Linked DNA regions of Mus musculus: region 2 is linked to region 1. A link is a loop called in an ENCODE intact Hi-C map of the cell type or tissue named here. Cell type or tissue: gastrocnemius. All regions are shown on one strand.

Evidence for each region. A loop is a pair of places that touch in the nucleus more often than their neighbours do. Peaks named below come from ENCODE experiments on the same cell type or tissue, not always from the same donor. Only the 100,000 strongest peaks of a DNase experiment are listed, where the experiment ranks them.
Region 2: a loop joins it to region 1, with 6 times the contacts of the local background. A loop is called at or near these places in 30 of 42 quality-filtered maps.

The regions. Positions count from the first base shown.
Region 1 is chr12:24,695,828-24,698,327 of GRCm38, reverse strand. The region is part of intron 1 of Gm36129 (a long non-coding RNA gene); the gene reads right to left. Gm52012 (a long non-coding RNA gene) reads left to right here. Exons shown (of 4, transcript XR_003950278.1): 3 at 1-1,110; 4 at 1,557-2,336. Among named protein-coding and RNA genes, the nearest start is that of Gm52012, 3.6 kb to the left of the region's middle. In gastrocnemius, a CTCF peak has its summit at 1,044 (motif pointing right); DNase peaks (open chromatin) are centred at 609 and 1,058.
Region 2 is chr12:24,468,118-24,470,617 of GRCm38, reverse strand. No RefSeq gene overlaps it. Among named protein-coding and RNA genes, the nearest start is that of Taf1b, 29 kb to the left of the region's middle. In gastrocnemius, no CTCF peak of the experiment used is centred here; a DNase peak (open chromatin) is centred at 1,455.

The DNA.
Region 1 (2,500 bases):
TGGGATTACGGGTATGCACTACCACATCTGGCCTGGCAGCACCAGGGATCAAACCCAGACTTTATGCAAGCACTTTGTCAACTGATCCACAGCCTAGTATCCCCCCCTTCTCTCTCCCAGCACCATGGGACACCAAGACAGAAGGAAGGATGTAACTTATTCTTTGATCAACTAAAGCCCACCTCCCACTCCGTGGCCCTCAGTGGTTCTTCTCTCCATGGTCAGCAGTTAGGATGATTGCTGACCTCTGGAGCACACACTATGTGCAGCCTTTGTCAAGATGCATTTCTGCACACGTGTCATCTAGAAGCAACTACACAGCAACACATGGTGGGTGCGCCTCAGACTAGAGGGAAGAACGGGTGTGTTTAATTTAGTAGACTCTGTTACAGCCTTCAGCACAGTACCTTGACCAAGGTAAAACTTCATGAGGTGCCTCTAAAGTCACAAGCCAGTGAAGGCTGCAGTGGGGCTTAGGGCTTGCACTCTGTTCCTGTTTGTGTATCCAGTGTAACCCTAATAGGCTCATGCAATGAAGGTTTGGCTCCAGTTGGGGGTGCTAGTGAGAGGTTCCTGGTTCATGAGGGCAAAGGATTGAGCAGCCCTCTGATACTGAATGGCCTGTTAGGAGCTAGGGTGTAACTGAAGGACATAGGTCACCAGGGCATGCCTTTGAAGGGTACATCTTGTCTCCTGGACCCTTTACCTGTTCCCTGCCTCAATGAGATGAGCATCTCTGCCGCCTGTACCGTGCCCTCTCCACCATGATGTGCTGCCTCCATCATGGGTCCAGAAGCGATGGAACTCGCCCATCACAGGCTGAAACCCCCAAAAGACTGTCTTCTTTTGTTTTTGCCAGACATTTATTTTATCACAGTAACAAGGCTCACTGACGCTCTCCCAAGTTCCCTCTCCCCCACTCAGGCAAATATGGGATCTGAACGGTGCGGAGCGCTGTGCAGAGTCCACTAGAACCACGGCTGATCTCGCCTTCTCCACTCCATCCACCTCCCAGGAGACAGAAGCCCCTTACAGTCGAGACTTCCACTAGAGACCACCAGAGGGAGCTGTTGGCCTGCAGGATCAAAGGGACAGCATTGCCTATGAGAGGTAGATGGCCAGTCCCCTCTCGGCAGTCTAAAGGACAGAGAAACTGGATCTGAAAAATAATGGGGGCGGGAGGGGGGGAGGAGTAGCTGTTATAGACTTGGAGTTCAAGGTAAGGACATGGTATTCATTATACAGAAGACACCAGAACTCATTTGCACATTTGTGTTTTAAAGGAAGCTTACTTGTTTTAAGATGGGTGGGGGGTGAGGGGGTGGGGAGGGTCTTACTATGCAGAGCAGGCTGACCTTAAACTTACAGAGATAGGCTTGCTTCTGGAGCGCACCACCAAACACAGCTCATAGTCAGCTTCAAAGGCAGCACTACTGGGACTTTCTCTCATAGATGTGGGTGTGAAGAGAGAATGCATAAGGGAATAAGAGAAAAGAAGTCCCTGCCTCCCAAGTACTGGGATCACAAGCGTGTGCCACCACGCCTCATTTATGCAGTGCCACCAACTGAACTCAGGGCTCTGTGCAAAGCCCTCTGCCAACTGCCACATTCCCAAGCTGCAAAGAAGACACTTACCCTGCATCACCGGCAGTTTTGCTGAGTAGCAAAAACCACACCCGTCTCAGCAGACCGTGATTACACTTTCTGCCTTGCAACTGGCTGGGACCAGGATTAGAGGGCACCTTTCCTGAAGCCACCAGGCTGTGAGTCACTGAACCTCTCCTCAAGCCATCCTTCCTTCACCCGCTTCCTCCCCTGGCCACACCAGCCCTATGCCTTTGACCTCTGCTAACTCCCCTCAAGGATGGCCTGCACACTGCAGACTCCAAATGGCTTTGACACTCTGATCAGCTTTGCTTACAAGTCCCATTGATGTGTTCAAAACTAGCAAGTAGGGATGGAGAGCAGGCTCCATGGTTAGGAATACTGGCTGCTCATCTATAAGACTCAGGTTCATTTCCCAGAACCCATGTGACAGATTACAACTGTAATTCCAGTTCCAGAAGATCCAGTCCCTTCTTTGGACCTCTGTGGATACCAGACATGCATGTATTGCATAGACACATATCCAGGCAAAACATTCATGCACATAAAATGAAACAGAGCTGAGTCTAGGAGGCAAGAGAATGGCTCTCCCTTGTGAGGTTGCAGGGTCCAGAGCAAGGCGAGGGGTGGCCATCTCTTAATAGCGTTCGCGCGACCGACGAGGAAGAACACAACAGACCAGAATCTTCTGCGGCAAAGCTTTATTGCTTACATCTTCAGGAGCCAGAGTGCAAGAGAGCAAGCAAGGAAGAGACGAAGAAGGTGGCGAAACCCCATCCCTTTTTAAGGAGAATTATCCTTCACCTAGGACGTATTACTCCCTGATTGGCTGCAGCCCATCGGCCCAGTTGTCATCACGGGAAAGGCAGAACACATGGTGGGAAAACTGCCCCTG
Region 2 (2,500 bases), 230 kb after region 1:
ACAGTGTGAGCCTGGCTCTCTAGCTCCTATATAAAAGCCAGGGCCAGGAGCTGTCTGTGATCCCAGCATGGGGCTGGGAGGTAGAGAGGGGCAGATCTCTGAAGTTCACTGGTCAGCTCCTCCAGGTGAATCCATGAGCTCCGGGTTCAATGAGAGACCCTGTCTCAAAACACAAGGTGGAGCATGGTTGACAGAAACACTTAATATTGACCTCTGGTCTCCATGCACACATGAACACATATGTCCATGTACACAGACACACAAATGCATATGCTCTCCCACCCCTACATAAGCACATACATTTACACAGTCACATGAGTGTGCACACATCCATGAACACATCCATACACACACACACACACACACACACACACACACACACACACACACACACACACACACACACACGTACACGCACACACACAGGTACAGGCAACCAATATATACCAGCCCTTTTCCTTGATTTCTTTCACATGACTTTCCAATTCTGGATGGTTGGAAGGAGGAAGGCAAGAGGACAGAAGGCAGAGGCTGAAGACCTGATTGGCAACCCCACCAGTTTTACACAAGGCTCAATGGATCTTCCAGGCCTTGGTGGCTCCTGAAAGACGGTCATATCAGGAGAATGGGGCCTACCATTGCTCTCACCAGGATTCCTGGCTATTTCTAGGTACCAAGCAACCTTATAGGTAACACTCAGGAAGGAGGCATCCCTGGGAAGGGAGAGCCAGGCCAGACAGTGACAATCTTTGCTTCCAGGAGAAAAACCTGCAGCTTCCCTGCACATAGTTCCTCATTAGGATAATGGCCAGGACCACTCACTGCTCTGATGTTGGGGATTGGTTCTAATGCTCTGAATTAATCTGCCTCCCACCCCCCAATTGGAAATCTATGTGTCCAACTTTGAGATTTGTGAGGGTTAGGAGCTGGGAGAGAAGAAGGAAGCAGAGATTGCCATGATGGGAAGGAAGGAAGATCAGACCTAAAGGCCCACCGACACGGGAGAATCAGAGTAAGTGGCTACAGGCCACTTCCCCAATTGGGCCTGGGGTAGCAGAGATGAAATCTAGATTCTAAAAGATGTTAACTCAGGAGTATGGGAGGGGAGTGTTTGCTAGCAGGGGAAGGTTTAGGAGCGCCCAACCATTAAGCGAGTCAGGAGCACAGAGCAGTACAACAAATTTGTTGCTAAACTCTGTTGTCCCTCCTGCCTGCTGTCTGGTGGGGGAGGAGATATGGTAGAGCTGTCTCTGTATTTGGGATGTGTGCTTCTCTTCTAGAGCTCCACATTGTTTCAAGACACCTTTGGGTCTCCATCAAGATGACTGAAGGAGGTCCCTGCTACCCCCTCCTACCCTAGTAACTAGGCAAGACCCTTTGCCTGGTCTCTGAGCCTAACTCTCAGTCCCAGGCTGGGCTCCCTTGCCTTCCCCTTCTTGATGAGATGCTTGGCACTAGGACTTGGCACTGAGTTTGGTGCCGTGCTGGGCATTCTAAGTCAGACTGAGAGAGTTTATACACAGATGTCGTGCTGAATAGTTTACTTGACACAGCTAAAATCATCTGAGAGGAGGTAACCTCAATTGAGAAAATGCCTCCATAAGTTCCAACTGTAAAGCACTCTCTTACTTAGTGATTGATGGGGGAGGGCCATGCCCATTGTAGGTGGTGCCATCCCTGGATTGGTGGTCCTGGATCTATAAGAAAGCAGGTTGAGCAAGCCCTGAGGAGCAAGCCAGTAAGCAGCCTCTGTATCAGCTCCTGCTTCCAGCATTCTGCCATTTTGAGTTTCTGGCTTCCTTTGGTGATGAACGGTGATGAGGAAGTGCAAGTCAAGTGAACCCTTACCTCCCCACATTACACTGGTCATGGCATTCCATCACAGTGACAGATGCCGAGAAACATATTCTATTAGTTAAACCAACCCTCCCCGAGGCAGCCTAAAGCCCACTTTCTCCAGAAAACCTTCCTGCCCCTTCCCTCCACTACCATCCTGACAGGGAGAGCCAGAATATCATGGGCTGCTCAGCAAGGCTACAATGACTGGCGTGTGCCAGCTAGAGGTATGTGTCTCCTGCTATGTTCGGACCCTCTCTGTAACAATAGAGTATGGGAGAATCACCTGGGGCTGCTCTCAGCTCCTGAATGCACGCCATGCCTCTTGCTTCAGGCCCAGCTGTCTGAAGCAGATGAGGGTTGTGTGAATCTGAGTCTGGAAGTTCCTTCGAGCTCAGGAGCTATATGATCCCATAGCTTCTTGCCAGTGCCCCCTCCCATGTCCCCTCTCTAGTGTGTCAAGGTAAGGGGGGTAGAGCCTGCCAGTCTGAGGTTCAGCACCCTCGGGTGATGGCTGGGCATGAGTCCTTGTTAATTACAGTACACTAGGAGGAGAACAACAAGGGAAGGTGTCAACCGGCATGTGCCTAATCCACCAGGAATGGGCCAGGTGCAAGTTCAGAGGAACTGAGGCCCGAGTGGGGAAGTAAAAGCCTCCCGGGGC